Linked DNA regions of Homo sapiens: regions 1 and 2 are each linked to region 3. Evidence: chromatin contacts called from ENCODE Hi-C or POLR2A ChIA-PET data. All regions are on one chromosome and are shown on one strand. Each heading gives the region's core, a stretch centred on a gene start or an enhancer-like site at or near the end of the contact. The rest is flanking DNA. Distances are from core to core; before and after follow the strand shown.

Region 1 (3,253 bases), core at 323-2,822, 170 kb after region 3:
TTCCTTCTGATGTAGGTCACGGTGGATTCTCCCTGAGTTCACTAGATCTACCTGCAGTGAGGGGGTGACACCGCTTGAAGCAAATTTAGCAATTCTCTTACAGGCATGTGGGAATCCCGTGCTCGCTCATTCAGCCGAGACCCAGACTTGTACTGTGTGTGGAAAATCCTGTGCAAAGACCCTGGGGCCCACGGGAGGGCCGGCAGGAAGGCTTCTATGCCCAGGTAAGCTGGGCGTTTGGAGCTTGAAAACCACCATCATTTGGAAACAATGCTGAGGAGGGTTCGGATTCTAGAACAGAAGCAGATCAGTCAAGTAGTAACTTGCCCTAGTTTTACCGTGAGCATCGCAGGTCCGCCCCGTGCTGTGTGGTCTGGACCAAGTCACTTCTCTCCAGCCTCATGCTTCCATCTGTAGATGGAGGAGGATGCTGGAGCTCGCCACATAAGCTGTGTGGATTAAATGCCATTCATAGAGCACTGAGCACAGGGACTCTTCACACAGGAGACGCTCAGTAAACGTTATTACTGATGTTGTCACTGTTGTGTGCACGGTCCCTTTTAGCTACACAATATAAGCATCATCTTAGTACAGAACCTAAGCTTCTGCTCCTTCACTGCGAGAAGCATCAAGCACCCACCCTCTTCCAGGCACCATGCTAGGCGCTGGTGATACAAGGACGGGTTCGTCTGCAGGACTTCTCTAGAAGCGCAGCAAATCCTGAGATAACGAATGCATTAAATCAAACACCACAGTACCTGTGGTCAGCCTGTCTCAAAGGATGGAAGAAGCTAAGGCACCCTGCAGGGAGGAGGGCAGGCCTGGGAGAGTTTCGCACCAGTATGAGCTGAGCAGGGAAAGCGGAAAGGGGAACCCTGGCTGTGGGCCTGGCATCTTCTAGGAGTCTAGGAGTTTACAAGATCATGGGCTCTTTTGGGCAACAGCAAAAGGTCGTTTGTGGCTGGAGCACAGGGTGTCTGGTAAGGAACTGGCAGGAGATGAAAATGAAAAGATTGAGTCTGGCCCCAATTTGGCAGCCTTCTCTGCCAAAAAAATGAGGGGTTGAACTTTGTCCTGTGGACAACAGAAGGGTTTTAAGTACCACTCATAAAGTTACTCAACCCCAGAAACCGGAAGCAGAGCCCTCCATGCACGCACACACATGGCATACACACATCTCACACATACACCCTCTCCACACACACGTGCACACACGCAACACTCCACACATACACAAATACACGCACACACACACATGCACATATACACACAACATTCCACAAACATATACACACATACAAATACCCATACACCACACATATTCAAACATACACACACACACACAGGCACACACACATGCACACATGCACCCCTGTGGTGGTCCTGGCACCCTGCACTGGACCCAGAGCAGAAATAGAAGTCCTTAGGCTCCAAGATATAGCAATAAGGAGGTGGCCTGAGAGCCACACAGAGGCCGGGAAGGTCAGCGGCAGGCTGTTTGGAGAAGGAAATATTTAAAAACAAGAGGTTTCCTGTGTGCGCGCACACACACACACACACTTACCCCCTGAGGATGAGACAGAGTCCTATCAGTAATTCTTTCAAAATAATGCCCTCACGTGTTCACGCCACACACATAGCACCAAAGAGACTTTGCAATTAAAAAATTGAGTATTTTTCACTTGCATGACCCTCCAGCCTCGGTCTCATTTGAGAGCTGAAGCCACCCCTCTGCCCAGCACCCACATTGAAAAGGGATGCGTGCACATGACTTGAGTCTGTCTCCGTGAGTTCACACTCACTGTGCACTAGGTGCATGTGGAACCCCACAAATGATGGATAATTGGGGCGGGGGGACCCCTGCGTGTCCAGCGTTTGCCCTTCCTTCTCTCTCTCCTTTCCCCTCTTCTGGGCTGATGAACTGTTTTCTAATGGGAATGGGTACCCCAAGGAGGCTCACAATGGAGATTTCTCATGCCAGGTGGATGCAATAAAAATGTGCTAAAGCTCCTTAAAATAGCTGTGTTCTCCCAAGTAAGATAAACCTTTTCCCGATAATACGATTCAGACCTGCAATTAGCTCAGTAAACCCTCTTCTTTAGACAGAAAGTAGAAGGTGAAATGGAAGGCATTTCAGGGGTCATAGCTGGACTAGTGGAAGTTGATTTTTTAAACAATGACTCAAACTTAGTTATCTCCTTGGAAGGAAAGACTGCCTGAGCCAAATAAAAATTTCTCTTTGTTTCAGAAAATTAAATCCCCATCCTTTGTTAGGCCTGATATAGAAGCCAGGCACTGTTCTAAGATAGTAGCTTGTTTTATCCTCACCTTAGCTCTAGGTGGGGAAACTGAGGAACGGGGGGAAGTGACTAGCCCATGGTCATAGATAAAAGCCAGGAATTGAACACAGGCTGTCTGGCTCCAAGGGTCAGATCTTACCCCCACGACCCTGACCCCCCTTCCTTTCAGCGCCCTCAGTCCTGCTGCTCTGCTGGAAAAGGGAGGTCACAGGCTGGCCCAGGACGCAGCAGGGAGCCCTGGGCGGCCCTGAACTTCAATGTGGGGACACTAGCCAACGCAACGCCTTGGCAATAAGCAGCCAGCTACAGGGGTGGGTATGATTGTTTCTGAATGTTCTCACGGGACCAACAAAGAGCGCTCTCCGGCTGCCGTGTAGCACTGGACATGATTAGGGAAGGGAGGAGAGGGTGTCTTCCAGCCAGGAAGCTGGCCCACAGGTGTCACTTTGCCATCTCAGAACCACACAGTCTTCAGATTCCCAAAGTCAGACCCAGCCCACCTCTCAGATGCGCTCACCTGGAGCGAAGCAACTTCAAGGCCACACAGCAAGCCATCAGCAGAAAAGCAGTGACACACAGTGCCACCAGCCAGGCCTGGGCCCTTGCCACCTCATGGGCTCCAGCGGGCAGGGCTCAGACCAGCACCCCGTGGAACGGACTGGCTCCCAAGCGGCCTCTCGCTAGGCCTGGGGCAGAATTCACAATCCCCCAGAGAGTGAAGCCACAAGTCAAGCTACATACTGCTGCAATGTAAACCGTTCCTTCTCTCTGTTCTTCCGTGCTAGGGACGGTGCTATGGATTGTATGTTTGTGCCTCCCGGAAATTCCTCTGTTGAACCCCCGACCCTGCAATGTGATGGTATGTGGAGGTGGGGCCTTTGGGAGGTGATTAGGGTTTGAGGAGGTCATGAAGTTGGGGCCCCCATGACAGGATAAATGTCCTCATAAGAAGA
Region 2 (3,255 bases), core at 552-3,051, 190 kb after region 3:
TGCGTGCCTGTAGTCCCAGCTACTTGGGGGGCTGAGGTGGGAGGATCACTTGAGCCTCAGAGGTCAAAGCTGCGGTGAGCTGTGATCAAACCACTGCACTCCGGCCTGGGTGACAGAATGAGACACTGTCTCAAAAAAAGAAAAAAAAACCATATACAAAGAAATGTTATATATTGTTTATGATTATGTGTGTGTGTGTGTAAAAATATTTTAAATGTGAAGATGCACAAGGGACTTACAATAAGGGGGTACCTGGAGGTGGGTAGTAAATTAGAGGTGAATGTCAAGTAATTATACCTTTTCCAGTAATGTTTTATTTCTTTCACTTAAAAAAAAGGCAAAGCAAAGAGGACAACATACTAACAATGCTCTAGTCGGGGCGGTAGAAATGCGATTTTATGATACTAATCTTTGTGGCTTTTGCTTCCTGTTTGCTTGTTTATTTGTTAACCAACCTGGAAGGCATCTTGACATCAGTAGGTGGTGAAGCCACATGTCCTACTGATTGGGTATGCTAAATTGTGTGTTTATTCTTTTTACTTTTCAAAATTCAAAAAGAAGAAAAGTCTATCACAGTATGCAGTGCTCACTAAATGGCACCCTTCTAACAAAAATCCAGGCCCAGGCACCCCATGGCTATGCCAGAAGACACCCCTCTGGCCTCTGGCTACTTCAAGTGAGAAGGAGAACTCTACTGGGCACTGCATAGACCCTCAGGGAGCTCTGGGTGTGCTTCAGTGGATGGAGCAGCACTGAAGCTGTGTCCCTCCTGTGTCAATCCAGGTGTGGCCACCTGGCTTAGGGCTCTGATGACAGGGCCCAACCCACCAATCACACTCCAGGAAACCCAGTGACATCATCGATCGCCAATGGGAGCTCCTGATCATCGTGGGCGAATCGGTGTTGCCACACTGGGTTGATAGGATTCCAGCTAGAAGCAAAGATGTCTGACATTTCCCTTGTCTTAGGCAGTGGCAGCCTTATCAAGTGTGAATGGACAAGCAGAAACCTCATCCGTCTGCACTTGGCTCCTAAATATCAGATTTACTCTTAAATTGTAACAGCACCTCTGAAATCCTGCTTATACGCTTTTCTTCTCGCCTTCCTGGATAAAAAGGAAACAATATTCTGTACCCTGCATTTCACTGTATCAGACACTGGCCTTTCTTGGAGAAATTCTATCTGTAAGATATAGGATACCAAAAAGACAAGGGAACACTCAGGATACCTTTCTCCTTTCCCTAATCTCGGCCAACTCCCAATTGTAGAAAAGTATCTTATGTTTGAAAACCCAACTGACCCCCTAAACTGGCCATTTTGAAATCTACAAGGTATCATAGGAGCTTCAAAAGCCAATTGGTTTCTCCTGTTAGCTCATCATCCCACATCTGTCTACAAATACACAAGACTTAGAAGGAAAAGAAAATTCACTCCAGGGAGGGGCTTTTTGAAGAAGCTCCGCACAGACTCGACCTGCTAGGTTCAGAGTGTGAATATAAGCACCCTCCCCTCAGGTGACGCACCCTTAGAGACACTCAGCCCCCTCCTCTTCTGGAAGCAGAAATGCTATTGTTGCAACCCAGTCCTTCCAAGAACCTGCAGTGGCATTTCAGGGAGGCAGCCGACCTTGGCGGTCACCGGTGGTTCTACAGAGCAGAACGACAGCGGGGGCAGCTCGTGTTTGCTATTCGGGGGGGGGTGGCAAATGCGAAGCCACCAGATAACTAAAACCTCTGCTGTCTTCCTGCCACTGCCGACCATCACCATAGGAACCACATCCTGCTGCTACCATGGCAACCGTGCAGTACCATCCGCTCAGCAAGCAATGATGCAGAGGCCACTCAGGAAGGCTTGCCGAAAGGCCTCGGGGCTGAAAGGGTCCCATGGTCCACAGTCACGGCGACCGGGCAGTGACAAAGAAAAGCCTTCCAGAACAATCCATTTTTTGGTATAAAAGCCCTCCTCCTGTTCCTCAAGAATTTATCCCAAAATTAAATCTTGTATAAAGCACATTCCTGTTCCCAGGCTGCAAAAAGCTCCAGGGCAAAATGCATCAGTGAAGAGCCCAGGGGGCGGGGGGTCCTTTTTCTGACACATGCCACCGCTAATTTAAAGAGGATGCGAAACCCAGGGAGCTCCCCACAATTTAGCCACACACTCACGACAGCAGCTCCTACGGGAGACCCAGGCACCAGGATTAGGCCCTCCCAGAAGCAGCCTCTGACTTCCTCCTCACAACCCTTCTTATAAACCTAATTCCTCACTTCCTACACCCATTTTACACAGGAATGAGGCTCAGAGAAGTTAAGTTATTTGCCCAAGGTCACACAGCACAATGGGCAGACTGTCTGACTCTCCAGTCATGAGAAATTCTGATCAACTTAATTATATCCAATGCCAAGTTCCAATAATCAGGCCCTACTTATTAATCACAGCTCATCTTGATTTTCTTTCTTTTTCTTTCTTTCTATCTTCTCTCTCTCTCTCTCTCTCTCTCTCTCTCTCTCCCCCTTCCTCCCTCCCTCCCTCTCTCTCTCTCTGAGAGATGGGGTCTCACTATCTTGCCCAAGCTGGTCTTGAACTCCTGGGCTCAAATGATCCTCCTACCTTGGCTTCCCAAAGTGCTGGGATTAAAGGTATGAGCCACTGCACCCGCCAATTTTTAATAAGCATTATTTTAAGTAAGCAAACACTCTCTACAGCATAGAAATTGCTTATTTGTTCTAGGCATTGTTCAAGAAGTGGGATCCTGTTTGTGGCTCCCAGAGTCTCTGAGGTAGAAACCACTAGAGATGAAGAAATCGAGGCAGACAGATGAAGTAACTTGGCTGAGTGCACCAGCAGGCAAGAGGCAGACCTGGGGTTCAAACCCAGCCAGCAGGACTCCAGAGAATGGGCTCACAGCCGCTTTGCTATACCGCTTCTTGACTACCTGGGCAGCTGAAATGCAAATCTTAGGCCCCACCTGCTAAGCACACTCTCCAAGGCCTTGAAACTGAAATGACCCCACCAGGCCACTCAAGAGCAGCCGCATCACCACCCACTGCTGCTGCACCCCTGCCGCAAAGCCAGCGTAATGACAGCTTTAGGGAACAGCCCCGAGAAGACAGATGAGACCTTCCCAGAGAGCCACAACTACAATGCCAGCTTTTGTCCCCAAATGGTGGTTTCAGTTTCAGAGCTCACTTCCCATTCGTCGCCATTCAGGATGACAAAGCCTTCAACACTGAGGGCTGGAGGAGAGGAAGGGAACAT
Region 3 (3,604 bases), core at 722-3,221:
ATGCCTGTAATCCCAGCACTTTGGGAGGTCGAGGCGGGCGGATCACCTGAGGTCAGGAAGGTCAGGAGTTCGAGATCAGCCTGGGCAACACGGTGAAACCCCGCCTTTACTAAAAATACAAAATTAGCCGGGCATGGTGGCACATGCCTTTAATCCCAGCTACTCGGGAGGCTGAGGCAGGAGAATCGCTTGAACCTGGGAGGTGGAGGATGTGGTGAGCCGAGATTGTGCCATTGCACTCCAGCCTGGGAAACAAGAGTAAATCTCCGTCTCACAAAAAAAAAAAAAAAAAAAAAATTTCAGTTTAGGGATCATGCAGCCTCTGGCTCCAAGAGTATGAACCTTCCCCAGATTGCTCCTGGGCATAACATCACTATCGTAAAACCTAAGATCAGTGCTTGAGATATGTTGCAGACCCTGCACTCATGGATCAGCTGACACCACCCAGACAGGTAATCTGGCTCAACCAGTTCTGCCATCCCACCCAGGGACAGAAAACAGCAAGAAAACCTCACTTCAACCCCCTGTGATTCCATCTCCAGCCCCACCAATCAGCCCTCCCCACTTCCCAAGCCCCCACTCGCCAAATTATCTTTAAAAACTCTGATTCCCAAATATTCAGGGAGACTGATTTGAATAAAAATGAAACTCTGGGCTCCCGCACAGCTGGCTCTGTGTAAATTACTCTTTCTCCATTGCATTTCCCCTGTCTTGATCAATTGGCCCTATCTTGATCAATTGGCCCTGTCTAGGCAGTGGGCGTGGTGAACCTGTTGGGTGGTTACATACAAGAAGCCGTACATATTTAACACATACAACTCGGTGAGTGTGGGGATGAGCATACACCCGTGAAACCATACTGAAACTGCCTTTGCAAAATTTTAACAGGAGAAATGATGGCAGTGAAAGAAATCAGACCTAACCGACTCTATCTTGCTTCTAACCTTTAAGTTGTCCTTGTTCATTCCTGAACGTAAGTCAAACTAACTTTGGGAAGGAATTCAGTTCATGGCTTGACTCTGAAACAAAATTGGTAACAGCCCTTTCCTGAAAAGACCTCCTTCTTGCCTGGGGACCAGACTGCCTTTGCAGGACTAACAAATTAGCTACAAGATTAGAAATTTCAGTTTAGGGGTCATGCAGCGTCTGGCTCCAAGAGTCTGAACCTCCCCAAATTGCTCCTGGGGATAACATCATAGTCTATGCCATAAACCTTTCCATCTCCTTCAAAAGTTTCCTCCCGCCCCAGTTATTTGTTATTACGATTGTGTGTGATAATAACATCTCCATGCTTAGCAAATCTTAAGTATATACTGTAATATTGTTAACTATGGTCATTATGCGTATGGTACTTCTCAAGGGTTTTTCCATCTTGCATACCTGAAACTTCGTTCCCTTTGACCAATACCTCCCCACTTCCCCCTCCCTTCAGCCCTTGGCAACCACCATTCCACTTTCTGTTTCTATGAGTTTGATTATTTTAGATTCCTCATAGAAGTGGTATTATGCAGTATCTGTCCTCCTGTGCCTGGTTTATTTCACTTAGCACACATGCCCTCCAGTTCCTCCACGATGCTGCAAAGAGCAGGATTCCCTTCTTTGTAAAGGCGTAAAGGACACCACTTTGGAATGGTGTTCCATTGTGTGTATATATCACATTTTCTTTATCCATTCATCTGCTGAGGGACAATTGGGCCGATTCTGTATCTTGACAGTTGTGGACAGTCCTGCAGTGAACATGACAGTGCAGATCTCTTCTCTAGATCCTGATTTCAATTCCTTTGGATATGTTCCCAGAAGTGCGATTGCTGGATCATATATGGTAGTTCTGTTTTTCATTTTTTGAGGAAGCTCCCTGCTGTTTTCCACAGTGGCTATCCACCAATTTCCATTCTCACCAACAACGTACCAGGGTTCCCCTGTTCTCCACACACTCACCAACCTTTGTTTTCTTTTGTTTTTGATGATGGCCACACCTCACAGGTGTCAGGTGGTATCTCATTGTGGTTTTCATTTGCATTTCCTTGACGATTAGTGACTTTTTTTTTTTTTTTTTTTAGACAGAATCTCGCTCTGTCACACAGGCTGGAGTGCAGTGGCGCGATCTCAGCTCACTGCAACCTCTGCCTCCCCGGTTCAAGCAATTCTCCTGGCTCAGCCTCCCGAGTAGCTGGTATTACAGGCGTTCACCATTACGCCGAGCTAATTTTTTGTATTTTTAGTAGAGGTGGTGTTTCACTATGTTGGCCAGGCTTGTCTTGAACTCCTGACCTTGTGATCTGCCTGCCTCGGCCTCCCAAAGTGTTGGGATTACTGGCATGAGCCACCGCGCCTGGCCCCTTTGCCCATGTTTATTTCTATCGAATTCTGACAGACCTTTGCCCATTTTTTAATTGGGTTATTTGGTTTTTTGTTATTGAGCTGTAGGTCTTTTGCTTCTTCTCACATGTTTTCTAGCACTCCCCCTGGACCTGTTGGAAGCAGGTCCTCAATAATGAATTGCTGAATGCATGAATGGATGAATGAATGAATGAGGCCAAGCCCTTTTCCAAGATTCTCTGATCTCTTTTTTCTTATTGTGCTCTGGGGGAGCTTCTAGCAAAGTCTAGCTAGCTTTAGAGCAGCCTGTCAGTCACAAATGACAGCTCAGCTCACCAGGTTCTCATGCTGCACAACTCTGGGGAGCGCCATTCACACTGCAGTGTAAGAGACCGGAAGACAGCGCGTTCTAAGGCAGGCGCTGTAAGTGGGGCAACGTGGAGATGTGCATTGCCAGGCAGCCCCAGAGCTGTTTGTAAGAATCCAATTGTTGCCCTCTTGGTTGAGCTTCACACTGCTCCCAATGACAGGATTTGCCTTAAATTTTCTGAATTAGGCCGGGCCCGGTGGCTCATGCCTGTAATCCCAGCACTTTGGGAGGCCGAGGCAGGCGGATCACCAGGTCAGGAGATCGAGACCATCCTGGCTAACACGGTGAAACCCCGTCTCTAATAAAAATACAAAAAATTAGCCGGGCGTGGTGGCGGCGCCTGTAGTCCCAGCTACTCGGGAGGCTGAGGCGGGAGAATGGCGTGAACCCGGGAGGTGGAGCTTGCAGTGAGCCGAGATCGCGCCACTGCCCTCCAGCCTGGGCGACAGAGCGAGACTCCGTCTCAAAAAAAAAAAAAAAAAAAAAAATTCTGAATTAATACCGCTGTCCCCAGCACGGGGTTAGATCTCTGTTGGACTCTCACTGGGCCCATTTGGGGCTGGCACCAACAGTTGCTGGTTTTACTTGGAGGTGGGGGATGGTCATTGAGGTAGGTCCTCGCAGAGACCCCTCAGAGAGAAGAGAATTCTGGAGAGAAGGAAAGAAGCGCTAGCTATGAAGGGTGGGCGGGGCTCCAGGCTAGGTAATTAGCAAGGGATGCAGAGGCACCCGGGAACCCAGGAACCAGTAACCAGTAACCAGGGGAGCTATCACCACCCCTGGGTTGAAGGGCGAGGGGAGTACGTGGTGTAACTCAGTGCAGCTGGGAGGAGGCACAGGCCAGGTGTGAGCATCGCAGAGGTGCAGGCAGGGTTAGGGACGCTGAGGCACCCAGGAACCAGCGAGGGGCAGTTC

The links. Hi-C counts contacts between places; a loop is a spot of excess contacts on that map. ChIA-PET counts read pairs that join two places held with the same protein, here RNA polymerase II (POLR2A). Pooled maps may share reads with other maps.
Region 1: a loop to region 3 is called in a map with no recorded cell type, with 9 times the contacts of the local background. The contact joins two enhancer-like sites. A Hi-C loop is called at or near these places in 1 of 168 maps with a recorded cell type or tissue (ovary), 1 of 37 single-sample maps with no recorded cell type and 2 of 50 pooled maps. POLR2A ChIA-PET finds 5 or more read pairs at or near these places in 2 of 52 experiments (BJ and CD4-positive, alpha-beta T cell).
Region 2: a map of CD8-positive, alpha-beta T cell shows a loop between it and region 3 (4-fold over the local background). The contact joins two enhancer-like sites. A Hi-C loop is called at or near these places in 3 of 168 maps with a recorded cell type or tissue (CD4-positive, alpha-beta memory T cell, CD8-positive, alpha-beta T cell and naive thymus-derived CD4-positive, alpha-beta T cell), 3 of 37 single-sample maps with no recorded cell type and 10 of 50 pooled maps. POLR2A ChIA-PET finds 5 or more read pairs at or near these places in 3 of 52 experiments (BJ, CD4-positive, alpha-beta T cell and GM12878).

Annotation. Positions count from the first base shown.
Region 1 is chr16:81,542,735-81,545,987 of GRCh38, reverse strand. The region is part of intron 1 of CMIP (c-Maf inducing protein); the gene reads right to left. Among named protein-coding and RNA genes, the nearest start is that of MIR7854, 10 kb to the right of the region's middle. Within about 2 kb of position 1,572, at least 4 of the 41 ENCODE cell types and tissues checked have a DNase peak (open chromatin) inside an H3K27ac peak, as active enhancers do.
Region 2 is chr16:81,519,822-81,523,076 of GRCh38, reverse strand. All of the region lies in intron 1 of CMIP (c-Maf inducing protein), which reads right to left. Among named protein-coding and RNA genes, the nearest start is that of MIR7854, 12 kb to the left of the region's middle. RefSeq lists an enhancer at 3,053-3,255. Within about 2 kb of position 1,801, at least 9 of the 41 ENCODE cell types and tissues checked have a DNase peak (open chromatin) inside an H3K27ac peak, as active enhancers do; they include CD4-positive, alpha-beta T cell and CD8-positive, alpha-beta T cell, where a contact is called at or near this core.
Region 3 is chr16:81,713,863-81,717,466 of GRCh38, reverse strand. No RefSeq gene overlaps it. Among named protein-coding and RNA genes, the nearest start is that of PLCG2, 64 kb to the left of the region's middle. RefSeq lists a silencer at 104-327 and an enhancer at 3,201-3,604. Within about 2 kb of position 1,971, at least 5 of the 41 ENCODE cell types and tissues checked have a DNase peak (open chromatin) inside an H3K27ac peak, as active enhancers do; they include CD4-positive, alpha-beta T cell and CD8-positive, alpha-beta T cell, where a contact is called at or near this core.